6 separate regions of the Mus musculus genome follow, and regions 1, 3, 4, 5 and 6 are each linked to region 2. A link is a loop called in an ENCODE intact Hi-C map of the cell type or tissue named here. Cell type or tissue: left cerebral cortex. All regions are shown on one strand. Region 1 holds the start of 4930529K09Rik (RIKEN cDNA 4930529K09 gene). Region 2 has its middle 14 kb from the start of Gm32729. Region 3 overlaps Diaph3 (diaphanous related formin 3). Region 4 overlaps Diaph3 (diaphanous related formin 3). Region 5 has its middle 99 kb from the start of Gm32969. Region 6 has its middle 240 kb from the start of Gm32729.

Region 1 (5,000 bases), 89 kb before region 2:
TTTAAATGTGGGCAATGGTTAACAGCAGTAAGAGTGAGGTAAATGTAAGGAGGGAGGAAGGGGTAATGATTCGGAGCTCGGAGCTTCTTTATTGCCTTTGCAATTCTGCAGCTCAAGAATAAAAGCTATTATGGCAATCTAAGAACAAGTCTCTTCATAATCAAATGCTAACAACAGTATCCCCTTTCCAGCCTTATTGGAAGACAAGGGATAGAATACTCAGTAAATTCTCATTTAATTAGTGGTAGGAACAAGGTATCAGCATTTAAAAGAAAATCTCATCAGGTGGAAGAAAACAGGGAAATAGAAACCACAGTCAATATTGTTTTGGACAGGATCTTTGTTACAAGATAAAATTAGTGGGTAGAAGTTTGAGAAGAAATTTGTGTACTTTTTCAGTCATACCCCTGAACTACATATTAGCTAAGGGGAGCTAGTAACTTTCTTAGAGAGACCTTGTCGAAGTGACCGTAACAAAGCATGTGCCTTGGATGTCATTTGTGAATAAGGCATGGGCATCATCAACCCCTGAGATAATGATATAGAAACAAGCCACTTCCGTGCTATTGTGTGTAAGCTACCCACTCAACCCAGCAGAGCCACTGAGGCTCCTCCTCTGCAGTGCTGTTACAGAAATGTACAACTTCTTTCTTAGCAGGCAACGTTAAAAATGCATGCTGAAAGAATTCTAACAAACAAACAAACAGAAAACCCAACAGACAAACAACAACAGCATCAAACCCCACCAGCCTTCTTTGAAGGGGCAAACGATATGAAAGACAAAGAAAGGCCATGAGATTATCCCAGATTAGAGGAAACTAAGACAAACATCAGTTAAATGACACACTCCACTGTGCAAATAACAGTAGTGAGGAGCCTAGGTACATGGTGTTAGGATGAGCAGTGCAGTTCAGATTATTGTAGCAGTGTGGTTTTTCCCGAGTCTCATCTCCGTAATTTGGTCAGATAAAAGAGAGCTTTCCTAGGAAGCAAGCGAGGAATAAATGAGAACTCTTATATTATTTTCACACATCTTCCATGAATCTAAATGAACTTCAAAATGAGCGCTTAAATAAACTCAAACAGGCTCCTATGCAGCCGAGAGTAAGCACTCTGTCTGAAGATGTGCTCAATCCTCAACAGAAGCTGTCTATTACTAAACCTGGCTGCCACGTCATGCATGACCAAAGCTGTGAAGAAAACGTGATGCGTTTCTGACCTTGGAGTGTCTTTAGAGATAGTGAGGGTGAGCATCTTCAAAGAGTGGGGTCTTGAGAAGTATTAGTAATCAAAGGAGATGTCTGCATGATGTAGCAGGAATTCTGTGTTCCCCCACCCCAAGGGAGGAACTAAGAGAACACTCTCCACTTTTTTAATGATGAGTTTCATCCTCTCTTAAAAGCCCAAGTTCTTGCCATCTGATTTTGTGATTGTTTCTTTCAGTTTTGGAAAAGAGGATACATTTTAAGTTTTGTTTGTTGTATGAGAGGAAAAATTGTCTTCATAACAGCATTTTTTTTAGATGTTGAGTAGTTTCTAAAGCTGAGGAATTATCTCAGTTTAATTGGAAGAAAGGTAAGAAGGAAGGAAGCAAAAAAAAAAGAAAGACCAGAAAGAGAGACAGAGACAGACAGACAGACAGACAGAGACAGACAGACAGACAGATGACAGACAGACAGACAGACAGACACACACACACACACACACAGAGAGAGAGAGAGAGAGATTGCTTATTTTCAAAGTTCAGTTTTAGAAGTGTTTCTTTTCCATAGCCAATATTAAATACATAAATTAATTAATTAAATAAATGAAATAAAATAGTAATTCCTTTATTCCATATAAACCACTGAGAGTTTAAGAACAGAGACTCCTTTTGTTATGTAAGACAATCACAGCTTGCATAGGCATGCTTGTTTCATTTGTAAACACACATCATTTGGGATATTAATTTTATTCAGTTTTACAACAGCTTAAAGCTCTTATCCCTTGCAGAAGAGTCTGCTGATAAGAGTGGTGACTTATATGTCTTAAATGGGAGCTTTTGAATCTTGTAGTAAAAGCCATTGAGCATTTTCACTACCTGATGACGACTTTGAATCTGTAGGCACAGTCACAGTGCTCTGAACGTACTGTGGTTGTTCCTGTGAGTTGTCCCACACCTTTGCTCATGCCTTTGTCATGTATAATGCATACATGTCGTGTATAATGTCGTGTATACCAGGGCTGATAAAGGTGCTTTCCTTGAGTCGTGCTGTAAGCAGTGATGCTATGATACATTAAAAAAACAAAAAAACAAATGTACTTGATACACGGCAAGTTCTAAATATATATCACTATTTTGAAACCTATTAATTATTTATGAGAAGAATTGAGAGAAAATGGAAGGATAGATTAAAGGAAAACACCAAACCTATGCCAAGTTTTGGGGGAAACTCAACATAGAACCTAGCCCTACATTACCATATTTTGTACTTGCTTTTGATAGGTTTGGCGATCATTGTTGACTAAATGGACAAAACAATGCTCTTGCTAATACCCTCAGCTCCTTAACCCCATCCACTCCTCCATCAGGACCTACAATGAGCCACCTCTCCTACAATGAGCCACCTCTCCTACAATGAGCCACCTCTCCTACAATGAGTCCACCGAGTTTTATCCCTGAGTACTAAAGCACTGCCTGAGCATGCTCCAGCACAGAGCCAGCTCTCTCACTTTAGATCCTCACACCCCTCAAGGGGTCTTTGGCATTGCTCAGAAATTGTCTCCTCAGTAACCAAACCGTGCCTCCCCACCCAGCACGACTTCAATTTCAAACTTGCAAGTTTTACACCTCCCACCCTCTCATTCTTAACTGAATACCTCACTTCATGTTTCATTCAGAAAATAGAAAACACAGAATGAAAACTCCATCTGCCCACAACTAAATCTAGAAAACCCGGTTCACTCGCCTTTGTCACTGTTATGTTCCCACCTGTTACTATGGAGGCCAATCTCTCTCCTGATGCTCTCAGCCCCATTGCCTCACTCTCAAGGACACTGCACTTCCTGATGTTGCTTTCTGAATGGCTCCCTTTAGCCCCACCGTCTTCATGAGGATGCAGACATGTCCATATACATCTTTTCTTAAAATGCCATCTTCCTTTAGCTTGACTTTCCCTTTTCAGCTGTGTAGATTTTTCTAGGTGTCTTCACAGTCTCCTTTTCTGAATGCTTACATGTTCTTTGCTACCTGTGCCTCTTCCTCCTTTACACAGTCTCCATCCCTCAATGATCTGCGTTTACCTTCTATTTCATTGAAGCTGGTAACCTTATTGTTAGGTCAGCTAAACTCAGTCATGTAGTCCTAACCGCAGAAAGCCATTGCTCAAAAATCCAGTTCATCAGCTCCGTCTCCAATCCTTCAGCAAATGAGAATTTGGTTTCTAATTTAGGTTCCCATTCATTATTTGAGAGAGAGAAGAGAAGAAAAGAACATCACCTGTTAAGCTTTTGTAATCTAGCATTTCCACGAACTCATCTAGAACACTGGAAAATAAGCATAAACAGATATTGGAACTAAATGGAAAGACACGTTCTTGCAAATGTCTGCATATGTGGCATTAGTAAGTACGGATCATGCTGATTTTAACCTTAGTGGGTTATATCAGTTAAATCTGATTCTTGACTCAAAGCAAAGATAATTCTGGTTAGACGGAGGCCTTAGTGCGCGCAGGCTGAGCAGCAGTCTGGGCCAGCAGATGCTGCCCCGAGTCAGCCAGGTGCGGCGCCCATCTAAATGGTGTAGCCAACGTGTGGATTAGATTAAGTGAAAAATAATCTTTTCATCCTAATTAAGACTTGCCTCAAAACAACCAGATCTTTAACATATGGAGTGAAAGTAATTGAATTTGAGGAACTCAAGAAATTGACAGAGAAATGTGTCAGATGGCAGACAGAAATGGAGAGAAGGATTTAGAGTCAAAATAACTTGTGAGTTTGGTAGAAATCTTCTAAAGAAGGATAAAAAAAAATTCAAGAAATGTTTTGTTCAATTTTGAATGATTTCCCATGAAAACATATTTTGTTTTCTTTTTCAAAAAAATAAATTTTTGTGTTTGACGTTAACTGTTAGGTATTTGGAAAATTTACTTGTGAATTACATGAATCATCGCATTCTCTAATGGTGATGTGGCTCACCTTCTAATCTACATCTTGAATTCATCCATTTCTAAGGCTTTCCATTGCTTCAAGCAGAATCCCAGACAGTAGCATCTCTTACCTGGGCTGTTGTGGTTGTACTCCAGTCTCCCTCTGATCCCCCCCCCCCCCCCGAGTTTCCCTCTACACAGAAGAGAGAATGACCTTTTACATATGTAAATCAAATCATACCAGTCTCCTGCCTGAAATCCTACAGTGGTTCCCATAGCAATTATGTAAAATCCGCATTATTTTCCATGACTTGCAGGGACCCTGTGTAATCCCATTCCAACCACCTCTCATCATCTTTCCTTCAGACAATTATACTTTGTCTGTGTCCCAGTTCATGTTGTTTTTTTAGAGGATGCAAGTTTTCTTCCCTTTGCCCTGAAGCCTCCCTCTTCTTTCTCCTACCTCCCTTCATACAGTACTTATGATCTCTTCAGAAAGGAGTCATTTTCCAAATCAGTTCAGAGCCTCCCTTTCTCATCTTCTTACCTTTTTCTCTTCACGTTAAATGTTGTGCTTATGGCAGATCTGTGGGGCCATGAAAGGCAGCCTGTTCTGGTTGAATGAGGCTTGCTCCAGTGGGTGACCCAGTGGAGACCCAGTAGGAAACTCTACAAGGGATGGAACAGTGAGCCACATTCCCAGAGACACCACAAAGCCCGCATCACCATAATTCTGCGACTATAAGTTACACAGACAATGTCCCAAGCTTCTGACATTCTGGCTAGATTCCGTCCCCACAGTTACCTGACTATAGCCAGGTATGCACCTCCGCACAGTTACCTGGCAACAGCAAGGTAGCTGGCCCACTATAA
Region 2 (5,000 bases):
TGATCATTACCAACGTAAACTAATACAGTTATTACAGAAAAGAGTGTGAATACTCCCTCAAAAAAATCAATCTAGTATTTACTATATGATCTATATCCCACCCTTAGGTATACATAGAACAGAAATTTAAAAAGCATTTTGAAGTGCCTCTTAAGCCCTGTGTATCATATTTAATATAACTAAGATATGAAACAATACTAGACATCTGTCAGTGAATATGTGAATATAGAAAATGTGATTTTGGCACATGCACAGTGTAGTAATTCTCTGCTTGAATAAAAGAAAGCATGATACTTGTCACAATGTACATGGACCTGGAGGGCATTAATAGGAAATGTGTAAGACAGAAACACTACATGATCTTATATGTAGGTGGAATTAAAAAAAATGTTGGTTCTCATAATTGAGAATAAAAAGGTGATGACCAGGGTCTGCCATGGAGTGGTAGGATGGTCAGGGTGGAGTGGGTAGAGCTGGTTAGGAAGGTATCAGCTAAAAAGTGCAAAACTTCAGTTGTGTGGTAGAAATAAGCTTAAGAGGTCAATTGAACAGCATGATAGCAATAGGCCGTGTTAGTATGTTATATCTTAAAAATCTCTAAGAAAGTAATTATATATCTCAATATAAAAGTAAGTGTGATATAATGAAATTTAATTAACTCAGTTAAGTCATTCATATACATATATCAAAATAATATTTTGCATATGTAAGTACATATGATTTTAATTTATTGATTTAAAAATTAGTCACAAGGAATGCTCCTAAGTTTAAATTTGCTTTGATTAGGTAATAATTTGGGATATAGAAACAAAACAACAGCTTTCTATTTATTTTGCTTTAGCATCATGTACACAGGCTTCTCCAATGCCAACAGATGAGCGGAGAGTTGGCTTTGAGTCCTAATGGCCTAACATGGTCTTTCTATGACCTTTATTCTTCCCATGACACTTGCTTGCTGAGTCTCTCAGTGCCATTCACTCTCTGTTCTACACTATCATGTATTCTCCAGCCATATCATGTGTATCTGTTAGCCAATCATTTCACTATTTCCATGGCAACCAGTCTCCTTTTATATGGTGATGGAATGGACACCATTTCAGGGAAACAAAAACACCCTCAAAATTTCCAATGACACTAACCTATCCCCAGTAGGTACACAGGAAAGACATGATTAATTATGCCTCATGATTAAGATCTTGTCAGGATGATAAAAACCCTCCCTTCTTGGCAGAAAAAGTTACTTTTTGGAGACTTCTGTAAACTGTGAAATTCTAGGACCAGGAATCAAGCTTCATTTAAATATGACTATGAAGAATTTAACACTTAAAAAAAAATCTGTGAGCTATTTTAATAGGTACATTTGTACCAGTTATCAACTCCTTGGGAATCATTAAATGATCTCATATGGTATGTTATTTACAAAGTCCAGTATGTTTACATCAATAGAAAAATTGATAGCCATGCATTGAATGTACATCAAATTATATGTTATAATCACTATTTTGATAATCATGCTTACTGGAATAATGATATGACAGATAAAGGACATTTGGTGACAGATACTTAAAACTTAGTCATGAATGTATGAAGTGCCAAACTCTGCTGTAAGGCTGCCCTCTAAAAGCCCCATAATAAAATCAATGCCAAATTTTCATTTGTTAAAAAACAGAAGATTCCTGGATTGTACTGCCTCTGAATCAGAGGGGAAGAAGCATTTTCTGAAACCCGTCTTTCAGACAAATATCAAGTGTGACTTTCATAACGATAAAGCAAGAGAGTCACTGATGTTGGCACTGTGAGCTATTTATGAATTTTGAATCAAAGCACAGTAGGACAAAGCAGCCTTTTTCTATCCCACCTCAGTACAGAGGGTGGACCAGAGACGAGAGAGCTGGAAGGCTGATACAAGGCACTAGGTAAGGAACCGTGGATAAAGTCCAAGTGAAGGGATAGATTTGTTGGCACGACGATGCAAAGACATAGAAAGCCGAGACTAGGAAACACGATGATTTACTACGTGGTCACAATGTAGAGCAAAGGAGTTTGGTGATTGCGAACTTCTGTGATGGTGGGAACACGCCACCCTTTTCAGGGAACAAACTGCAGAGGAGGACAGTAGCAGCTGCTGCCTGTGAATCCATGCTGATCTGTAGGAGGCTTCATATCCCACACATGTGAGTCATGCTGTGTCTGCAAGTACATGTACCCATAACAAAACTCACGCTAGCTCTGTTCCACAGATGCGGCATCTCCCTACCTGACTCATGAGTAAGAGGTCTTTAGAGAAGTGGGTGAAGCCCAGAGATTTAACGATACTGTGCATGATTATTGGGTTAAAGGCTTGTCTAGCTTTTACTTTAGAAGGTATTGTTATTCACTTCAATTTAAAACCAAGCATCACATGATAACAATCCTTACCTTTGTAGAATGTACAGCATGGAGTTTGTATATTAACATAGGATTTATTCCATCTATTCTTGCAAGCAGTGTTCTGTGCTAGACTGCACAAGTCATTTTTCTCATATCTGTGAGGAGAGATTTGGTTGCTTGCTGCCTCTCCATGTGAGATACATCTGCATCTACAGTCTTCCTTATCTTGCCTTTAGAGACCAAACTAAATATCACCCCTTCCAAAGTTTCTCCAATCCCCCTTCACAACTTCTTCCTCTCATTGCCTGAATGTTCTACACACGATATATTATTCCTGTCATTTCTTTGCATTTAGTGATTCACTCATCTTGATCTCTATCTCTGACCACAGCGTAGGTCAAAGGAAACCCTGTAGACCAAAGCTGAAGTTATGTTTGCATCTAAGATCAGGAGTGTCAGAGATGATAAAGCATCAATAGACCTGTCAGTCAAGCTCTGACTCAAGATCCAAGACATTCAGTGGATGTGAGAGGGTTCCTATCACATCATATGAAGTGTTAAAGTCAGGATCAGGGTAAAAAAAAAAACCTGACACTTCAAATTGTGGATGAACGCCCTTAAAGAAAGCCAAGTAAGAACACAGCTCAAGTCAGTTCTCTGTCCTGAGGGATTCACTTTCCTAAAGTCTGCATTTTTTTTTCTTTCTGTCCAGATCTCAAGAGTCATCACAGAGGGCGCACCTAACATCCTTGTCTTTTCTGTATCCATTGTGGTTTTTGAATCTACCTAATTGTGCTCTATGAAATGTGCTATTCAACAAGCATGAATACAATTCCGATATCCTTTCCCCGTTTGATCAGTTTGGATCTGCAGAGAATCATCTTTATTAACTCCAGCATCCCACAACAGCCTGCATTGTCATTATCGATGACATTTTACCTTCTTTTTTTTTCTTTTTTTTTTTTTGTCAGATCCTTTTAGAAAGCATTCATGGTTGAATCAGTTTTATCTACAGTTGAATTGAAAATGTGCTGGGTGCGCGTTAAACACATTGTGAGAGTGCAAATAGGCAGCATTTCCAGATTCCCTCTGTCCTTTAATTTTGTCAGTCTGCTGAAAAGAGCTATTGATTGTGTCGGAGATGACTTGCTCTTTTGTAAAACTAGGCTGCTTGTTGTTCAGGATTCCATCATCCTCCAGGTTTTGATAAATTCATCTCATGGGGCATGTTTTATTTTTTTCCACTGTTGATTTTAGCTTTACCTGGCCATTATGAGCAAATTCATTTCTCCTGTGTTTTGTAAAATGTGTATTTACACCCACATATGTTAGGATCCTCCCCTATATCATACAGTGGATCTTACAATAACTGAATGTATACTATTTAAACTACACATAGTAAAGGTGTTGCAAAAGAGCTTTTTAAAATGTAAATAAAGTGATGGAAATGTTCCTAAACAGAACACCAATGGCTTATGCTCTAAGATCAAGACTTGACAAATGGGACCTCACTCGTAAGAAGGACACATGCTCAACTATGTTCATAGCAGCCTTATTTGTAATAGCCAGAAGCTGGAAAGAACCTAGATGCCCCTCAACAGAGGAATGGATACAGAAAATGTGGTACATTTACACAATGGAGTACTACTCAGCAATTAAAAAGAATGAATTTATGAAATTCCTAGGCAAATGGATGGGCCTGAAGGGCATCATCCTGAGTGAGGTAACCCAATCACAAAAGAACTCACATGATATGTACTCATTGATAACTGGATATTAGCCCAGAAACTTAGAATACCCAAGATACAAGATACAATTTGCAAAACACATGAAACTCAAGAAGAACGGAGATGAAAGTGTGGACACTTTACTCCTTTTTAGAATTGGGAACAAAACACCCATGGAAGGAATTACAGATACAAAGATTGGAGCTGAGATGAAAGGATCGACCATCTAGAGACTGCCATATCCGGGGATCCATCCCATAATCAGCCCCCAAACGCTGACAGCACTGCACACACTAGCAAGATGTTACTGAAAGGACCCTGATATAGCTGTCTCTTGCGAGGCTATGCCGGGGCCTAGCAAACACATAGGTGGAGGCTCACAGATGGATCACAGGGCCCCCAATGGAGGATCTAGAGAAAGTACCCAAGGAGCTAAAGGGGTCTGCAACCCTATAGTTGGAACAACATTATGAACTAACCAGTACCCTGGAGCTCTTGACTCTAGCTGCATATGTATCAAAAGATGGCCTAATCGGCCATCAGTGGAAAGAGAGGCCCATTGGTCTTGCAAACTTTATATGCCTCAGTACAGGGGAACTCCAGGGCCAAGAAGTGGGAGTGGGGGGGGAGGGAAGTAGGGGGTGGTTTGGGGGACTTATGTAGCATTGGAAATTTAAATGAAGAAAATATCTAATTAATAAAACAAACAATCAAACAAAAAACCAAACCAAACCAAACAAAACAAAACAAAACAAAAAAAAAACTGCAAAGCTTCTGTAAAGCAAAGAAAGGACACTGTAATAGGACAAAACAGCAACCAACAGATTGGGAAAAGATCTGTAAAAACTCACATCTAATATATACAATATCTAATATATGCAAAGAACTCAAGAAGTCAGACTC
Region 3 (5,000 bases), 590 kb before region 2:
AATTTGATGAGTAGTACAATAGGCATGACTCGCCCCAACATCACCGCAGAGAGCAGAGCCGGCTTCAGAGGATTTTCAAGGAGAACAACAGCTGAGCACACCCAACGCTGCTGGGTGCTGCATTTACCTTGTTCAAGCCAAGGCTAAGAAAGGCAAAGTAACTCATTTAAGATCACAAAAGTGTCAAACAGCAGAGCCAGGAATTGAACTCAAATCTGTGATATTAACTTTCATACTCTAAATCATTTCAATAAACCACCGACCTCTGAGTATGATCACAGGACTCCTTTTTCTGGGGTGATACACTCTAAGAATCTCCAAAGACAAGAGAAGAGCGAGAAGATGGCGCCTGCGCTCCCTTCCTTGCTTTGTCAGGGAAATCGGAGCAGTCAGTCAGGAGGCTGCACTTGAGCTTAGCATGCACTTGAATCAGTGAAATAGCGAAAAGCTGTGAAGATGGCTGAAGAGAAAGACTAGGCAGTTTTCTTATAGAGGCCTTTGGAAGTAGAACTAGATAGGAAGAGGTCAGTTAGAAGAAATGTGTTCAATTTGTGGACTTTATCTTTCTTTCTCCTTTGATTCATTTAAAATAAGTAAATGCCAAGAGTGATGTGTTTGAGTCCATAAGAGCTGACAAGGTTTTTGGTTAAAATCCATTTTCATAGCACTCTATATTTTTCAGGACACTTTCATAATTCTGCTTCTATTATCCCGAAATGTCCATAAGCACAGGAGAAGTGTGCTCATACCAAATTGGATGGCAGGCCCACTCTCCTGGAGTTTGTTTCCCTGCCGCAGCTTCACTGTGTTTATTTCATTACAATTGACAAGGTTCATTATGGTCAAAATAAAAATGTAGGTATTTGGAAGCACTGGGCCTCGGGCAGTGTGCTGTGAAGGGATATGCTGTGCCTTGCTCACGGTTTACTCTTTCCCTGTCTCAGTCTCAGCACTACTGCTGCTCAAAGGAATAAAAACATTTCCATATACTGTAACTTCAGATCCCAAATAACATTATAATGAAAACTAGTGAGATTTTGCTCTTGTATTAACGTAGCATTTTTGCAATTATAAGAAACTTTGTTTTCCATTTTGCACCAAATAGTGTAATTTATGGGAAAAAAAAACTTTGATTTTGTATATTAGAACTGTGTACATAATATCCAGTGCTTTCGAAGAATGGAAATTATACACCCTGGACTTACTAGGAAAATCAAGTGTTTGCACGTCACCTGTAGATTGCACTGAGAGTAATATGAAGCATATTAATGGGTCTTTTTTATCTATCTTTTAAGAATGGATTTAACCCTAAAGTTATTTTTACTTTTGTCTTCAACACACATGTAGCTGAAGTAACACACTGTGATCTGATCTATCTAGATAGCGCTTTAAACTCCGACTCGTTTGTGCCAGACACTCAAATATCTGTGCCTTCCATTTGCAGCTGCTTACCACTAGTGAAATGATCGCTTTTTAAAATATTCTTGAATTCATGAGAGCAAGTGCTGAACGCATGCTTAATAAATGCAGACTTCTGCCTGCCAGTCTGTTTCCAGGCATCCTGGACCCCATCAAAACCAATGTGCTCAGTAGATTCAGTTTTTCCCTTTTCAGCCCTAATCACCTGCATCCCTAGATAAACACCCAAGGCATTTGAACGATCAAATTAGCATCAGTATGCTTCTCGGATACCTTGCTTTTTCCCACTTAGATTTTTTTCCCATTATAAAGTTTGTACTGAAGTTGTGAAAAAGAGATTGAAGCGTTAAAATTACAACATGACTTAATGTGTGTTCAAAGAAGCCGAACCTTACAGAGCTGACTTGCCTTTGAATCACAGCTTTGCTGTTTGGTAATCACAGATCCTGACTCTGTCTGCACGTCAGTTTCCGCAGATGAAAGCAACCATCAGTGGGCATCAGTTCTACCTGCTTTTTATAGGACTTGTGAGAACTACACCACGCCACACTGACGCACTTGCACTCAGTCTATGTGAGCTCTTCCTAATGATACTATTGATTCTCCTGCTGACAGGGACACTGAGAAAAAGACGGTCTTCTGGAAATACCTGAGTTTTACAGATTTCAGAAAGATAACTGGCATGTGCTAAAACTATGCCAAGTAGCCTTGTTGTGCTTTTCTTATGAGACACATCCTCGCCTTTACTTCCTTAAGAATGCTTCTGATACCTGTGAGAAGCACAGGCCCATACAGCTAGATAGCTGGGCTGCGGAGGCGTGGAACAATGGCCAGGGTAAGTCATTCTTAAGCCATCTACATGACTTTTTCCATCTTACTTACACTATTAGCACTAGACGGGTTTCAAGGACTTCTCACTTTGTTGCTTTGAAAGTCTCCTTCAAAAAGAGTGTGATAGCTATTCTCCTGTTTGATGTTAAGTGATTTCGAAGACCCCCAGCCTTGCAGCTCTCACCATAGGTTGCTTGGATACACTGTTCCTTCCTACTGCAACTACAGGCTTTTGGAACCTGGCTGAATATCCAGATGTGGGGAAATGCGTATTAATTAGTCATAGGTTACATACATTTATATCATCGAGCTGGCAGAAGGAAAAGGGCATTTGTAAGCAGCAGTGAGACAGCAAACACAGACTTGGTTGCCTTGGGTGCTGTTTAAAATTGAAGACAATATGAACAAGATCTAACAATCATTCTTTAATTGTTTTTGAAATTTCAAAACGATAAATCAATGACATTTCGTAACTGCCAGTACCTTGATGAGCTCTGCAAACTCAGAAGTCAGTTATTGTAAATTATACTTAAATATGATGGCAGAGATCTCTGTGCCATGAAGAAAGCGCCTGATCTATGGCTATTTTGTTCTGTACATGGTACAATGCACTACACTGTTCTAAGCCAAAGCCCTGTGTTGTCTGGGTAACTCCTGTTGCCATAGCAATGAAATTCTTTTGCGGGAGCAGGGCGAATGCTAATTGTAGCCATTTGTTGTTCCTTCTGTCGATCCCTTAACTAGCACAGTTGTAGAGCAGCCAGAGACACTGGGTGAACAGCACGGAGTGCCCCCAAAAGCATTGCTGCTGAAGGCAACCGGCTGCTCTGCTTAAAAAATCATGCGAGCAGCCTACAGTGCTGAGAGTGCCACTGTGTGGGCAGAAGCACAGCTTGACTCAGACCCTGACAACTGTTGAGCTGGGACTTAGAGGGAGAGAAGACTGCTTAAGACCTGTTGCGAAGGCACTGATGACATGAAGATTAATTTGACACCAGCCCCTCAGAGGTAGGTGCTGGGCAAATCATAACACCTGTTCATCCAGGCCTCCATTCAATATCAGAATGCCCGGAGGCTATAGGAGATAGATCGATGGTTATGCTTATTTCCATCTGAAACTGTATTACTGTGTCCTAGGGTAAAAATATTCATTTTGTCACAACCAACCAATTGCCATTCACTTAGGTATTGGATTCGGCCTGTGTTGGTAACTCCCCCTCTCTTCATAAGCCCTTATTTTTAGAGACTTATTATTTAACTGCCAGAAATGAGCTGAAACTGAAAATCAGCAGAAATGTGAGCTCACTCCTTTTGGAAAATAAAAGATATAGTGATGTCTACCAATTGCTTGGTCTTTCAAGCTAGCTCAATTTGAGAAAATGTGCTTAAACCTGGCAAGTAGTAATTCCTCATGAAACCTAATTGCTACAGGCACTTGAGGAAGAATAATCATCATAATTTTAAGGAAAAAATGTGAGTTATGATTATGCTATTATATCTTCCCTTTAAAGTTGTATTGACCCATAAAATGGTTAGTTCGTGGGATTTTTAAATTTTACTCCACCAGAACTATATAAACACAGTAATAAATTTTGAGGTAGTTTTTGAGGCAAAATGTAGCCTATCTACTTTCTAATTGAACAGCCTGGTGGTACATCCTATTAAAATTGAATAGAACTAATATTGTGGAACTGTTACATCAAGCCGATTCCTACTATCAGCTTAATGTTTGTTTAGTTTCGGGCAAAATTGGTATGCCGATTACCCAATAATAGCTAAAGATAAGATAGAGCGCAGGGAGGAAAGCCTAATGTTTGAAACAGACTTGCTGCAACTTCTAAGACTTGTGTATTCTCCACTTCTAGAGTTTAAGTGAGACAAGAATATTTTAAAATAATACTACTTCTTTGTAAAATATATGTGTATATATTTTAGATATTCCTAATCCCTATATGATAAAGGCTTATTTTATTAAATCATTTACTTTAAAATTAGTCTGCACTTTCCAAACACTGACTCTTCAGCATGACAGATGATAACAACTTCAGAATGTGAGGAAGATTCTTCATGCCTCAGTCAATGGAGAGAGATGGCGTCAGGTGCGCCAGCTACAAGTGCTCAGCTCCAGGAACAAATGAAGCCTAGAACACCCACGCACCCCAGGCACAGAGAGTGTGTGCGTGCGAGACAAAACTTAACAGTACACCAGATGATTCCTGGCAGAACGGACTCACAGCACAGACTAGCTATGCCAGCCCACCCTTGCTCTTATATCCAGAGAGGAAAAACACCTGAAACTTTGTCTGATGAAGCATATTTGGTCATAGAGTACCTAACACTCAAATGTCATAAGGGAGTCACTCTGAGAGACGTAGAACTCCTAGCCACCTTATTCTGGGGATAGCACTATAAGCACTGCTAATAACTGTGAGCCAGGGCCTACAATGCAGAACTGTGCAACAGGTTGCCCTTAGTTTCTATCTGGTAGAATAGTTAAAACAAGGTACCGTTCTTAGGGAATGTCTAGTGAAGGACAAGCCCCTGGATTTTTCTTTTCAATACATTTGACTGCAGCTTCCCCTTCCTCCACCCTTCCCCAGATCCACTCTCAGCCCCGTCTCTACCCCCACGGACATTAACCAAACATGGCACTGCAAGATGCATTAAGACCAGGTGCAAATCCTCACATCAAGGCTGGGTAAGGCAATCCAGTAGGAAAGGGTCCTGGTAGCAGGCAAAAGAGTTAGAGA
Region 4 (5,000 bases), 610 kb before region 2:
ACAGGGGGATCATTTCTTTGGGCACTCAATTTTAGAGATTTTAGTCCATTATCAGCTGGTCTCATTGTGTCTGGGCCATGGTAAAGGCCATGTTCCAGGTGAGGACAGAAATGCAATGCTCATCTCATGGTCACCAAAAGCCTGGATACCAGGGAGAGGCACCCTGAAAGGAATAATGTGCCATCTCCTAAGCATTTGTCACCTCTCAATAGTTCATCAAATATCTCATCAGTGGACTGGTCCATTGCTGAGGGTTCAGCTTTCTCTTCACAAGAGCTATGCCAACTAAGCCATTAGCATGTGGATTCTGAAGACATTTTAGATCCAAACCCTCACACATTTCCTGTCTCTAGGAAATCATGTCTTGGTGACTGAATTGCCTGAGCATGGCTATTTTCTGTCCCTACCTTACTGGCAACTGAACCACTGCTTACCTGGAAATAATTCTCTTCAGAAGCTAGAAATCACTTACCTCCTGTCTTTTGACATTCAGTTTGCTATCGAGAAGTCTACCCCATCCTCGGGTATTTCCTTTGTAAGTTGTTTGGGTTTGATTGCTAGTTTTCAGACTTCAGGAAGCTTGTAGAATGCACTCTTTCTTGATTGCATCAATTTTAATGTTCTGTCTTGGCTGAAGAAAATGGCGTGTGGGCCCATGCTTTATGTTGAGGACTTTCACAAGTCCTTGGGGTGCCATCTTACTCTTACTTGTAATAAGAGAATGTCTTTCAAAATAGTGTGCCTTTGTCATACCCTGACATCACCTGCTGGTCACTGTGGTCATCTCCCACTACCATAGCACCTAACCATCACTGCCCCCCATCTCAGAATTCTCCCATACTTCATCTTCCTCCATCCATGCGCACCAAGACCTCAGCTGTTCCTCAGCTGCTGCCCCTCCTTCCCATCCTCACCTCATTGACTCTACTTTGGAAGTCTCCTCCCAGACTGGCCTTTCCTCAACACTGCACTTTTCAAAGTTCCATTTACAAATTATAGGAGGCAATGTGTTATTCAGTTCTGCCGGGACACTATTTCAGGTGGTCTATTTATTTCACAGAAGAAATGAGGCTATATTTTTATGTAAATTGACCTTATTTCTTAGGTGTATAAGTAGAAAGATGTATGTATAAAGATTTAAACAGCTTTATACATCTTTTAATTTTGCACATTTGCCTCCATCTCTACTTCTTCTTCCAAGACCTCTCTTCTTCTGATGGTGTCCACCCTTTCACATCTACCCCAGTCTGCTTCTGAGAACTGGAGGGAGTTCTCGTTAATTTGTACAACCTAGGTATCATACGTGTGTAGTATTGCTCCAGTGCACAATACCATATGGCAGGTAAACATGTGTTGGATAAGTATCTAAAACACACCTAGCATGGGAAGAACATCCTCCTTATAGCTTGTCATCTTATATATTAGTTCTGTTCAGCATGAATAGAGTTGACATGCCCACAAGTCTATTTAAAGTTCAAATCAGAGGTTTTTAGCAATGATATGAGGCATGATTATGTCCCTAACCAAGAACATAGGCAAATATAATGGAAGAGACAACTTGTGTCTATGAAAATAATTGAATTTTGCTACCTATAAAAATTAAATAGAACCAGGCAGTAGTGGTACATGCCTTTAATCCCAGGACTCAGAAAGCATAACAGGTAGACCTCTGTGAGTTCCAGGACAGCCAGGGCTACACAGAGTAAACCCTGCCATGGGGTGTGTGTGTGTTTGTGTGTGTGTGTGTGTGTGTGTGTGTGTGTGTGTGTGTGTGTGTGTGTGTGTGTGTATGTGTGTGATGAACGGAATAAGCTCTTCCTCAGCGATCCCTGTCTTCCAGGACATACTTGTCTCCTAAATAGTACAGTCTAGGAAACAGCAAAACTTTCCAAAGGACGTGTTATCATGTGTGCACACTAAGTTAGCACATATGGGGCAAGGCATGGTCTCACATGGTCTCAGTTTCTGTCTTGAAGTAGTGGTAGGAGCTCGCTTGGGGAAGACAGTGTAAAAGACCCTCATTATAGAGAGCTGCATGTTCAAAGGCATGAAAAAGGGAGACTGCAGCCGTAATAGAGTCAACACCCAGCAGTAACTTAGCGCCCATACAGTATAATCATCTAGAAGCAGCCATACTCAGTTATAACTGGTTTACAATCCAGGAGCAACACCAACACTTTTATGTTCTCTTTTTCTCTAAACAAATTCTCTATTTTTTTCCTGCTTTTTATTTGCAATCAAACATAATACTAAATTTAAAAAAAAAGCAAATTCTTTCATTTATTTAAATGTTTACTTTCACTGATAACTACCTTAAATATTTAATATTACATGAACTTATGTATAGCAAAAATATACTTGAATTTGAGTGTAAATTTTTAAAGATTAGGTAAGTAGTTACTTATTAAATTGTCTAAAATATTTAGTGTACTTTACAGTAAACATTGAAATGCTTCAGAATTAAATGTATGTGTAAATTGACAACCTCTAAATACTTGGATTCTCACCCACCATTTTTGATCACACCTCCAAGGTTTAGCTCTCATCTAAAACTGTGCGGCAGGAGCAGATGGCAAAGCAGCTGACGCATAGTTCTATGTCTGCATCTGTTTATAAACTGTAAGGAGTGGGGTTTTGTACTCTGCCATGGTCACATGTCAAGAGTTGTCTATAAAGAGAGTGTGGCTCCAAAAGGGGGAAATAAAAACAGTGAACAAAGTTCTTAGGAAAGAACTAGCTTAAGGAATGCTATCCTTTAAATTCTTAAAATCATCTCTGAGTTTACCATCTTACTTGTAAAAGATAACTTTCATGAATCATATGAAAGCTTGTCAGAGGGCAATATACATATTTTATCTATCAGCAGAATTATATATCAGGGGTGTGTGTGAGTGTGTGTAATTAGAAATATATTCATTCATAGAGTCCTGCATGAAAATGGTAAGTTTTCTTTTCTATGGTAAGTTTTGGCAGGCCCAGCTTCTGTATAATAGGCACTGTACCATACACCTGGTCGCTTTTAGAAACTAGTTTTATGCTTTAAAAAATAACTCATTTCTAGGAGAAAAAAATATGATTTATGATGACTGCAGACACTGAAGTACATTCCATCTAAACTCACCGTGCCATTGGTCTATATAAGCAATGCTCCACACTGCGTCTGAGAAGCCCTGTCCTCTTTAGTGGGCAGGACACAGACACACTGTTGAGATGGCTCTAATTAAAAAATGGCTGATTTAGGACAGAGCTGGAATTTTTTTTGTTGTTTGGAAATTCCTGGTCTAGTTCTGATGTTCTGTCCTTCTGCTCTCTGCCACCACCATCGCCCGCATTTGCATGTGTGCTTTGACATTGCTCTGGTAACCCCGAGGGTTGATGGAATTCCCTGCATCTCTTTTCACAGAGGGAGATGAGACAGGAGTGATGGATAGTCTGCTGGAGGCCTTGCAGTCAGGGGCTGCCTTCCGCGACAGAAGAAAAAGGACACCAAAGCTGAAAGGTGAATTCTTTTCTTATCTCATGTTACTTTCTAGGGAAGAGCGGTTTCTCCCCTTAATTCTTTTAAAGTCATTTGTCACAAGAACAGTGCTGTGGGCAGAAATTGTTTCTAACTTTCCTAAATTTGCTTAATCCCTTGCAGAGACAGGTGTCAGAGAGAGATGCATTCCAGTTGGCTGGTGTCAGTAGTGCATTAACAAATCGATGTGCATTGAAGCTAGACAATCCTGACCGGTGTGATGAGTCTCATCAAGAGACCCATATGCACCTTGCCCCAGTGGAGGTTAGCGTCCCACAGTTAAATGTGGGGTAAAAGTCCAAGCATCACTGTTCCGAGTGTTTCAGGGCGGTCAAGCATTGCACCATCACTGAAAAGACCTAAGCTTGGGAAAATCACAGGATATTCTTTTACTTCTTAAGTCAAACATACAGATACTAAGTTTCTCTCTCTCTTTTTAACAGATATTCGGCAGAGTCTCAGCCCGATGTCTCAGAGGCCTGTTCTCAAAGTTTGTAACCATGGTAATAAACTTTATTCATAAATTGCATGCTATTCTTACCTGCTTTTATCCTGTTGGTCTGTGATTTTTACTACACTGCTATTGAAGTTCTCAGTATAACTCCAAGAGTAAAAAAATGCATAGATGTTTGTCTTTGCTCTGAGATGACGGGCTCTGTTTTCCATACTGCCTTATTTCCTTGAAGTTATTTCTTCTGTTTTTCTAATTAGGTCGCAAGTGAATGTTTTGTTATAGTTGTATTGTTTGAAGTTACATTTGCACACTTCTGATCAGAGTTGGCTACGGCGGTATTTCAGAGCAATGCCATTTCATGGTAACTACTTTAAAGTTGCAGATCCACTAATCATCAGGATACATGTGAAGTATTGAGACCTGTGTTCATCTTTCCTTGCCTTGTTTGTCAGTGCAGTTGCAAAGAATTCAACTTTGGAGAAACTGTAAATACAGATGCGTCGCATAGACTGTTTACAGTGGACGATGCTACAGTTGCTAAATGGGAGTGACTTATCTTCATCTCTAACATTTGCCAAGGAGTTGAGTTTTTTAAAAGATCCCATATGAATGCCTTCTATCCTGTCTGTGACTCTGTCTTAAAAGCGTCTGCTCTTACTCATTTGGTTTCTGTTCTGGCAAGTCTCTGTTCTTGGACTCTGCTTATGTCTGTCATCCATGTTCATACTTTGTGACTCCCATTGCCTCATGCTGAGGTTGTTATCAAAGTTGGCTGGATTTAACAGAAAAACTACCTGACAGACTTCATCTGAAGCACTGGGGAGTGCTTTCGAGTTCCTTTCTGTGAGTATTAAGGTGTGACTAAGAAGGTGTGTGTATCACACTTGTAAGGGAGGTAAAATAGTTAACGAAGGAAGAAAATCCAGAGAGTATCTGAGTGGTCAGAATATTCTTAGTAAATGGTTAAGAAATGACCAGAAAGATTAAATCTGTAACAGAATTTTAAATAGACCTGTCAACTTTTTAGTG
Region 5 (5,000 bases), 470 kb before region 2:
TCTTTAGTATTGATTCTCTGGGAGATCTGGCTTCTTTCATTCTCAACCATTCACGTGTCCAGAAGAAGCTTGGCAGAGAGTAGCAGGCATTGACAGCCTGAACCCCCTGGCAGATAGCAGAATGATGTAGAGCAAAGGAGAGGGACGGGGGCCCACACTTGGACTTGCTACTGGGTCTGGGGAAACCTCCATCCAGGAGTGGAAAAGACTTGAAAGACATTGACTCTGATGTTCTCTGCAGAATGCAACACCATAAAAAAATCATCTATGCTGTCCAGGAGGGAAATAAGCCACTCTCTAAATTGTCTCTCTCATTCCCCCAGTAGAAACTTTTCTTTAAGATTCGTTTCTTTGTAGTCAGCTGATGGCATGGTATACACAGAGCAGCCAACAATGGAACAGCTCCAAGGCATTAATGACATGACTGAAAACAAGGGAAAAGCAATAATAATAATAATAATAATAATAATAATAATAATAATAATAAATTGGCCCAGACAAGTCTTTGGAGTGCATGCACAGTGTTAAAGGTTTGCATAAAATGCCTCTGTGCATGTATACATGTATGTTTGTATGTGTATATGTTATGTGCATGCCTGTTCATGTATGTGTGTGTGTGTGTGTGTGTGTGTGTGTGTGTGCAGGCATGCATGTGCCACAGCTCATACGTGGAGGTCAGAGGATACCCTTGTGTATCCATCCTTGCTTTGCACTTTGTTTGAAAAAGTGTCTTTTGTTTTCAGTTGAATAAACCAGGCTAGCTGGCTCTGGACTTTCTCAGACTCTCCATTTCTAACTCCCATACCAAAATAGGAATGTTGATTTTACAGAGTTTCATATGAGCTAGGGGATCCACACTCAGGCTCTCAAGTCTGTATGGCTGGCAAGTTATTTGCCCTCTGAGCCGCCTCCCCAGTCCTTTGTTTTAAATAAAGAGTCCTAGAGAGAACTAAAAGCAAAGCCTTTAATCCTTTTACTGAAGCTTGACAATAGGCAAGAAATCTTCCAACAAGCAATAATGATCAACAGTATGCCAAGAGAGTCATTTCTTATCGACAGACTTGGTATGTCACAAGATAAGATGGCTCACATACCTCAGAATATTATAAGGGTGTAGTGTGGTAGCTAACAGCTTTGAACCCCAAGTACAGAACTGAATTCTAGCCATGCTAAGTTCATGATTGTGTGAGCAAATGACATTTCCTTGTGTATACAAAAGGGCAAGATGATTTTGAAAGGAAATAAAACTTGAGACATGTGATTCATGTAATTTATGTCAAATAGCCCAAAGAGTTCTTTGTGAGCTTTGAAACCTGGGGCTGAGAACATAGCAGAACAGGCCAGGATATGCCCGGGCAGGCCCGTCGTTACATGTCCTGACTGGCCTAGTGCCTCCCTATCTCCCGCCGTTCTGACAGTCTGTTGATGTTTAAATGGACCAATCATGTAAAACCGCGCCAATTCCTCCCCCAGCCCCACCCCTTTTCTATAAAAACCCCTAGCTTCCAAGCGTCGGGGTCGAAACCACTGTCTCCTGTGTGAGATACGTTTCGAACCGGAGCTCTGCCATTATGGCTCCACCATGTGGTCTACACCTCTGTCTCCTGCGGGAGATATGTGTAGGCCCGGAGCTCCGTCATTAAACTACCTCATGCTTTTACATCAAGATGGTCGTCTGTTCGTGATTCTTGGGTGCATGCAGAATCGAGAATTGAGTGGGGGTTTCCCCACTAGATTCTTTCAATTTCATGGCTAAAACCATGAGAAAAAAATGGATGTTTGACTCATGCTTACATAGCGCAGGTGCTCTCTATACAACCAATGTCACGGCTGATCTTGCACAGTGCTCAAGTCTGGGTGTTTTGTGTCACTCAGAAACACAAAACCTAAGAACATGCAGAGAACATTTGGTCCTCCTACTTCTCCTTGACATATGGGGTGCTAAATATAATATTTAGTTCTGAAGGGTTTCCATGAAGATGCTAAAGCCTGGTGCATACCTTTTTAGTTAAAACGTATATGAAAAGGGTAAAATCTGCATAGTAAGGTTCCAGAATAGTCTTCCTCAGTGCCCAGAAAAGGAACATCTGGAAGGACAGACAGGGTACTTCCTGGTCTGAGAACAAATGTCTGATTGTTAGCAGGCAGGCTTCAGTGGGAAGCTTCCAGCTTACTGGGTTGCAGACCTACTACAGCTCTCCTAACAGTTTCATGGCTTTCCCAGAACAACCACATGTCCCCTCACTTCGAAAAATCTCTCCCCTCAGAGCCCAGCACATCAGCACTCCTCCCCAGCCCACGGACTGCTCATAAGTATTTTAAGCACATGTAGTGGAATTAACAGAAAATCTATTTATAGTACTTTTTCTTCTTGAGGAACTTGAAGATAAAATTTGAGAGATGCTGAAGTCCTCCTGGAGCTATTTCGGTACCTGCAGAAAGGTAGATTAGAGAGATGAGTGCCGTCTGATGAGAGTTTAGAATGGTCTCCAGGCAGCCCAAGCTGTGCTTCCAGCCCACTGGCAGGCCATGGCAAATGGCTGACACTAGCTGTGCCTCAGTTTTCCCATATGCAAAGTGGAGATAAAAATATACCTCCCCATCAGGGATGTTCCGAGGATTAACGAAACAATATCAGAAAAGCACTTTGTGGTGTTATATATCCCAAAAGGTATTACCATTATAAAATGCACAATATAAGACTCTATTTTTTACTTTGTGACTTTGATGGCATGAACAAACTTCACCCTCCAGCTTTTTAATATGATTATAAGCCCTTTACAAGAATGTGGCTTTCACTTTGCACAGCGGGATACATAATATTTCTTATAAATTTAATTTAGAAAACGGCAGGAAAATAATGTTAAGGATTTGCCTTAAACCCACTAAAGCAAGGCAATTCCATTAATACTGCCACTCCATCTTTAACTTGGCGCATTGTGCCTTAAGATGACAGTCTCCCAGATCCCTGCTATTCTTCTGAACAATGAAGGTAAACTTGAGAAACAGGACACACTTTGTCTGTGCTTTTTTTTTTTTTTTCCTTTTTCTAAACCTGCCTAGTCAGATCCTTAACAACACCCATAGTGTGTATTTCTTCTTTTGAAGCAGTAGTTGGAAAAGTTCTTCCATAAGTTCCATCTTAACTTCCCATCATGGATGCCCTCTGTATTAGACCCGCTGCTGACCTACAACTTCTGACTGCCTGTGGTCAAGGAGTCCTGGAGCAAACTCTGCATGCCGGAGGGCAAATGGAGCTTCGAAGCTTTTAGGTGTTGGTGTGATGTGAAAAGCTCTTCTCCTTGAGAGCTTTAAAATTAGCTCACAGCCTTGGACAAATGCTCCTGTTCGAAGCATTTCTTCTGAATCTCCCCATAGAAATTTCATAACTGCTGCAACCAATTGTCTTAAGCCTTGGAACATAAAATAATGCAAATTCACTACCTTTAGATTCCTTGGGTTAAAAGCCCCACATGGTTCTCACCAGATTGAAATCAGGGCATTCATGGAGTGATGAGGAGACCCAAATCTCTACAGTGGTGGCCCCTACTTGCTTCTGCATAGCCTGAAATAATGACTTACTGCTTCCTATATCCCCATTTGACGTCCTCTACTGCTCCCTTATTTTACTTCCAAATATCTTTTTTTTTTAAATTAGGTATTTTCCTTGTTTACATTTTCAATGCTATCCTAAAGGTCCCCCATACCCACCCCCCCAATCCCCTACCCACCCACTCCCACTTTTTGGCCCTGGCGTTCCCCTGTACTGGGGCATATAAAGTTTGCAAGTCCAATGGGCCTCTCTTTGCAGTGATGGCCGACTAGGTCATCTTTTGATACATATGCAGCTAAAGACAAGAGCTCCCGGGTACTGGTTAGTTCATATTGTTGTTCCACCTATAGGGTTGCAGTTCCCTTTAGCTCCTACTTCCAAATATCTTAATTGTCAAAAAAGAAAAGGATAACATTGGAGAGATCTCTCCACAGATAAGAGAACTTGCTGCTCTTGCAGAGGATCTGGGTTTGGCTCCCAGAACACACATAATCAAATAGCTCATGCCTGTCTGTCACTCCAGTTCCGGGAAACTGATGCCCTCCTCCGCCCTCCACGGACACTGCACAGACATGGCACAAAGCCATGCATGTAGCGAAATATGCTCATACTTAAAATTAAATAAATCTAACCAATATTTAAAAGGCGAGAACATGGAGGTGGGAAGGCACGTGTTTGGGATGTCTCAAGAAAGTAGAGGAGTCAGGAGTAGATATGTGTTGTGGTAAATATTTGGGGGTTTCTACCCCACTTAAGATCATTTAGTTCCTAAGTAAAAGACACAAGCCTTTATGCCGCAGACCCTCTGGGTCCCTGTGTCTGCGTGGAACGGGGTCTCTCGACGCAGGTGGGCAAAGCATGGATGAGCAACAAACAGACACACACATGAGAGTTCGTGTGGAATCTGAGTGTAATTTTTGAATCGAGCCTCAGACTTTTTATGCAGAGGACAATAAGGAAGTTGGGTGACATATTCGCAAGGTACAATTGAGGTAACCGGAATCTTACATAAAACAGAGGAATGCAAACACAAAAGGTCTAACGGGAACCACCTGGGATAGAATTCATTGATAACAGCTGGGATCAACAAGGGCTCCAGCTAAGATTCACTAATCTTAGAAGCCAGGGTCAAGGGCTTCGCGTCCTTGCCATAGTTCCTATTTTAGTCTCTTGTAAAGTCCACCTTCCCCTTAGGCCATTATAAATACGAGTGTATGGGTGTAACTCTGCTATAGTATCTATTCTGGTTTCTCCTTTGGTCTGAAACTTCCTTCTTCCTTAGTGATGGTAAATTCCTGTGTAAGGGAGTGACTTAGCTTTTACAATCTTACTGAATTCCAAGACCATGATCTTGCTCAAGGACATTTCTAGGACTGTTGGAACACTGGTGGAAGGCTTAAGCCATGTCAGAATTCAATTTTAAAAAGCACTTATAATAAGAAAATAC
Region 6 (5,000 bases), 220 kb after region 2:
CAGATGCAGTGAGAGTGCATGACAAGGATGGCCTATATGTAGAGGAGGGGGACATTTTTCAATCACTTCCTGAAGGCAGAAAAGCAGGTAGCAGATGTAAGTACTGTGGAAATTCTTGCTTGCTAGTCAGAAGGCAAATTTTCTGATTTTTCTTTTTCCGTCAGAACAAAGAGAACCGGCATGGCCTGAATATCAGGTTAGAATCAGGTATCAATATCTTTAGCAGATGTGATGAACGAAGATGAGCGAATCAATAGAAAATTATAGTTCTCTTGGACTGACAGTATTCCTGGCTCTTGTCAAGTTCAGTTTTCTGCTGTAGGATGATTAGCATCATGCAGGTGCTTTTGAGTTTCTTGATGCCTAGGTCACACTTCCCATCAGTGAAATCAGAATCTTCCAGACAGTCCCCAAATTCTCACATTTCTAGATATTTTGGTTATTTTAACAGGAAAACAAAGTTGAGAATCACCAATGAAAAGAATACAGCAGGTCAAGTGTACACAAGGGAGACACCATTAACTTGGTAATCTAACAGTCACATTGTGGAAGTTCTGGCTCACATATTTGAGGCTCTTGTGGTAACCCTTGCAGTCTCCACCCTCATCCCACCTTCTACACATGGGTGTTCCCTGAGGGAGTTTGCAAAAATCCAGGAAAATAAAACAGAATAAGAAGAAGCAAAGAGTTAAGAAGTTAAATGTGCAATCCCTCCTAAATGTATTCCAGAGTAATTTACAGTTTTAATCAGTGAGGCATTCCAACACTATAGTCAAGTCCTGCTGAACAGCACTGAGCAGGCCAGTCTTACATAGGGAGCACACAAACCAAGTAGGTGGTTGTCTCACTTTTGACACGGTAAATCACTCCAAACGCTATATTTTGACAAAATGTGCTCAGAACAACGTGAAATACATTTTTCCTTATATATTTTTTTGCTTAGCTGAATTGTATCTACTCAGAGTGAGGTACTGATGCAATCGGACAAACAACAGTTTAGGTCATAGCATGAGACAGTTAACGTCAAAACTAACGTGTGGAAATGCCAGTCAATAATTTTGACATTGAATAATTTATTTTCCGTTAAAATATTGTCACCATTTTAAAGAAAAGTACACTAAGCTCTGATTACACTTCTACTGTTTCTGCATAACATACATATATCTATACTTTGCTGTTGCTGTTTTTGAAATAGGGTTTCACTTTTTATTCCAGATGGACCTCAAATTCATGAAGTATATTTTTAATTGGGTTTATTTAAATTACTTTTTTTGCATCAAACTTGTTGATGAAAACTGTTTTAAAACGTTGTTAATTTTCTGCTTTAGTTTGTTTATTGTTATAAACAAATAATCAAATATCTTCCTGACAATTTTAAGCTCATACACTACTTGAGCACTGCAATTCAAAACATCAATTTCATTTGAACAACATTATAGAGGCAGAAAACTGAGAGTACCTTTTACTGACTATGTCTAGACTTGTTTTTCATTTGGTTTTTAGTCTTAATTAAAATATGTGAGTGTGGTAGAGGGTTATTTTCTTATAAGAAGAGGCAGAGTAATTCTACACTGAGATGCATACCCAAGAGAAATGGGAAAATTTCCAGACAAAGTCAAACATACAAGTGTTAACAATATTCTTTTCTCAGTCAAAGGACCAGAGGTACTCAATAAATATACCTGATAAGTAGGTAAACAACATGCTGTGTAGTTATACAGTGAGATGTTATGAGAATTAACAAACAAGGAATTAGTCCTAACACCGGCTACCACCTTAACAATCATGAAGACATGTTAAGCAAAACCTAAGCTATTTGCAGGATATGCTTTCTGATTGTAATTAATATTTTCAGAACATGAAACTCTACAAAGCCTACATGCTTGGGACATTGGGAATTGGCAGAAAATTGGGAGTGACTGTTAATGGACATGGCCTTTTTTGGAGGAGATGATAAAATGCAGCAAAATTAGGTAGAAGGCATGGTTGTATAATTCCATGAATATGCGAAAACTACTGAATTAAGTAATTTAAGAAGTCAAGTTCCCTTATATGTAAATTTTATCTCAAGAAAAGCTTTTATTTAAAAGAGAGAAAGTCTGCAGTTTTCTTAAATTTACTGAGGATTCCTGTTCGCTTAAGTTAAATTTTATGCAAATATCTCCCTTCTTCTATTCACTTTGCTTGTTCTAGCTAGAATGGATTACAGTTCACCAAATGATGAATTTTTAAAACATTCTTTGACGTGCTCCTCCTGAATTTTCCTGTGACTCATCTGTTCCTCAGGACTTCAGCTTTCTTCTATCAATAGCTTCAGTCTTATGAATCACTTTTTCTAAAAATTTAGTTTCTGTCTTTTCTTTTTAAAAATAGCCTACTGGAACTGCTGTAAGTGGTTCAGTGATAACATTTCTGAACATTTTATTATACAACCCTTAGTTTGCTATTGTTGGTACTGTATTTTCCAGCTTTCTCTATAAATAAATACTTCACTCATCTTTTACACTGGAAATATATTTTGGAGAACCCGTGTTTTTACTACAGGATAAGCATAATGCCCTGAAAGCAAGTATTCCCATGGAAATAACCAAGTGGAAGAGGTTGCATTTCAAATTTGAGATTAAATGCAAATGTCTCATTAAAAAAGCAAATTCTTATTTCAAAGTTATTCAATGGGATGGGACTCAAAATATTCAATCTGGTTGCATTTAGCGCACTGAAAAAAAAATCTTATTCAGAAATGTTCAATGGACTCGGAGCAATGCTAGATCAATCTGCTTCTGCCTCTAAACTTCTGTGATAGTGACTTCTTTGCACATGCTGTTCTCTTCATCTGGAAGCTCTTGCCCATCTTCGTCAATCTTGTGACATTTTCTTAAAAACAGGGTTTCAAATTCCACCCCATCCAAGATAACTTTATTGATAAGCCTGACTTCCCAATGTGCCAATGTTACATCATCTAAATATTGAAACATAGTTTGTGTGTTAGATATTTGAATATTGTAATATCTTATTAGTAATATTAGTTCTTGGGTGTTTACATTGTATGATAATGAGATTTCAAATACTTCAGTAGTATGTATATGATTTTATTTGCATATGTTTCATATGTTATATTGTCGTATAAAGTTATTATGCAGTCATTTTGGTCATTATGTAGATAGTGGGTAATTTACCAGGACTGCTATAAAGTGTTATATGAAAACAATTCATGTTTAAGGAAATATCTTTATTCTCCTATCTCTCAGACATTTCCTTAACTTGATTTTATCTTTTCACCTACTGGTTTACTAGTTAAATATGAACAAGTAATATATTGATGAATAAAAGAAGAAAGAATAATATGTGACTATCAAAAGGAGTTTTCTTTGTAATTATTATTTACTTTGGAGAAATTTAACAGAAATATAAGGGATGAAGTTTAGTTTGAAAGAAATTATCAATACTGAATAAAATACTATACAACAAAGATTTGCTGGAGTTTTAGTAGGAAATTTTGTTGTAACCTTCAAACACAATTATATTAAGTTTGCAGTCTACCGTGTCCAGATAGTTCTTTGAGCATGGTACAAAAGGGAGGACTCCTTTTATCAGCAGAGCTTCCTTTCCTTTGCTTGATCTTTTCTGGAAAGTGTCTATAAGCACAGATATCTGACCTTATATAGAGGCTGACCCTGTACAAAGCTTCCTACAAGAACTGTATGATTCAGCACATGAGTCCTGCTCAGTTCTTTCCTACTGTATGATAATTAGGTAGTTTTGTGACCAATCTGTCCTTCCCACCCATAATCCCAAAATCCTGTGAGGAAAGTTGCCTATGTCCAGGTTATCAATTCAACTTTCTTTCTCCTGATAAGAACCTGTCCTGCAAGCGCCTGGAATTCCTCTTGATATAAATCTAAGCATTTCCAGCACCTTTGCCCTAGCTAATAATGTGCTCTGGAAATCCCAACCTACTCCCCAAGTTCTCTACAGCCCCTGTTCACCCTGAATAGAGCTGAGCTGCTTGACTGAAGCTGATTCCTGAAGTGATTCTGTCATACTCATGGTTGTCCAAACTCTGCATTCCTCCTAACTCTCATAGGCTGCTGGCCAACAACATATGAGGAAGGGGAGGCCTACAGGCCACGTTCACTTTGTGTGGCATTACAGACTCATAATAATTCCTTTGAAAACTGATTTGAAACAGAAAAGAGGATCCTGAAGAGCCATACAGTGGATCTGACGGTCTCCTCTACAGTAGCAAATGGTTTTCTTCAATTAGGCAATTTGCTCCTTCATTGAGCACTGGCTGTGTCACTGCCTATATACACCTTTTCTGTCAAGGTCAATACAATATTTCCTACTTTTCATTCTTTGTGGTACATGCAGCAAGCACGTGCATGCGTGTGTGTGTGTGTGTGTCTGTGTGTGTTCACATGCACAACCAAGTGTCTACTCTGTGTATAATGTGTGAAGGCAAGAGGTCAATAATGGGTACTTTTCTGAATTGCTCTTCAGTTGATTTTTGTTAAAGCAGAGTCTCTCTTTCTGAGCCTACCGTTCTCTGATTTCAAAGACTGGATGCTCAGCAAGGTGCAAGTATCCTCTCATGCCTACTCCCTCAAAGCTTGGATTAAAGTGGGACACAACTTTTTCTGGCTTTTTTATGTGTGCCCTAAGGGATTGAACAGAGGTAGATCTTCATGAGTGAGTAGCACACACTTTACCAACAGAGCCATATCCCCAGGCTGTCTTTGACTTTTGATTTGGGAATTAGTATTAGTTCTTGATGGTGAAGTAGTTGTCTGTCATGAAAGAAGCAAAATATTTGGAAGATAGGACTTAAAGTGTATAGTCTTACAACTAAGAGCCCAAGTGCATGTTGATGAGACAGTGATTGTTAGTATATATCTGGATTCTTTATCCAGAAAACTCATAGTGCCTAATCCTTACTACATCTCACAGGTAAGAGTTACATTTCACGATCTTGCTCTCCATCCCTTTTCATTCAGTGATGA

Evidence for each region. A loop is a pair of places that touch in the nucleus more often than their neighbours do. Peaks named below come from ENCODE experiments on the same cell type or tissue, not always from the same donor. Only the 100,000 strongest peaks of a DNase experiment are listed, where the experiment ranks them.
Region 1: it touches region 2 in a loop (10-fold over the local background); 2 of 42 quality-filtered maps call a loop at or near these places.
Region 3: it touches region 2 in a loop (8-fold over the local background); 2 of 42 quality-filtered maps call a loop at or near these places.
Region 4: it touches region 2 in a loop (2.8-fold over the local background); 2 of 42 quality-filtered maps call a loop at or near these places.
Region 5: a loop joins it to region 2, with 20 times the contacts of the local background. A loop is called at or near these places in 2 of 42 quality-filtered maps.
Region 6: it touches region 2 in a loop (10-fold over the local background); 4 of 42 quality-filtered maps call a loop at or near these places.

What each region holds. Positions count from the first base shown.
Region 1 is chr14:86,245,768-86,250,767 of GRCm38, reverse strand. It overlaps 4930529K09Rik (RIKEN cDNA 4930529K09 gene), which reads right to left and starts at 4,798. Exons shown (of 4, transcript NR_040457.1): 1 at 4,675-4,798. In left cerebral cortex, no CTCF peak of the experiment used is centred here; DNase peaks (open chromatin) are centred at 1,108 and 2,896.
Region 2 is chr14:86,156,447-86,161,446 of GRCm38, reverse strand. No RefSeq gene overlaps it. Among named protein-coding and RNA genes, the nearest start is that of Gm32729, 14 kb to the left of the region's middle. In left cerebral cortex, no CTCF peak of the experiment used is centred here; a DNase peak (open chromatin) is centred at 2,133; H3K27ac peaks cover 1,292 bases.
Region 3 is chr14:86,747,076-86,752,075 of GRCm38, reverse strand. All of the region lies in intron 27 of Diaph3 (diaphanous related formin 3), which reads left to right. Among named protein-coding and RNA genes, the nearest start is that of Gm33025, 45 kb to the left of the region's middle. In left cerebral cortex, a CTCF peak has its summit at 3,123; DNase peaks (open chromatin) are centred at 1,875, 2,348, 3,011, 4,418 and 2 more places; H3K4me3 peaks cover 715 bases; H3K27ac peaks cover 1,851 bases.
Region 4 is chr14:86,771,106-86,776,105 of GRCm38, reverse strand. Diaph3 (diaphanous related formin 3) reads left to right here. Exons shown (of 28, transcript NM_019670.2): 26 at 3,404-3,499; 27 at 3,961-4,020. Among named protein-coding and RNA genes, the nearest start is that of Gm33025, 21 kb to the left of the region's middle. In left cerebral cortex, no CTCF peak of the experiment used is centred here; a DNase peak (open chromatin) is centred at 2,581.
Region 5 is chr14:86,622,216-86,627,215 of GRCm38, reverse strand. No RefSeq gene overlaps it. Among named protein-coding and RNA genes, the nearest start is that of Gm32969, 99 kb to the right of the region's middle. In left cerebral cortex, no CTCF peak of the experiment used is centred here; DNase peaks (open chromatin) are centred at 1,970 and 2,176; H3K27ac peaks cover 1,072 bases.
Region 6 is chr14:85,932,564-85,937,563 of GRCm38, reverse strand. No RefSeq gene overlaps it. Among named protein-coding and RNA genes, the nearest start is that of Gm32729, 240 kb to the left of the region's middle. In left cerebral cortex, no CTCF peak of the experiment used is centred here; DNase peaks (open chromatin) are centred at 1,889 and 2,277; H3K27ac peaks cover 1,243 bases.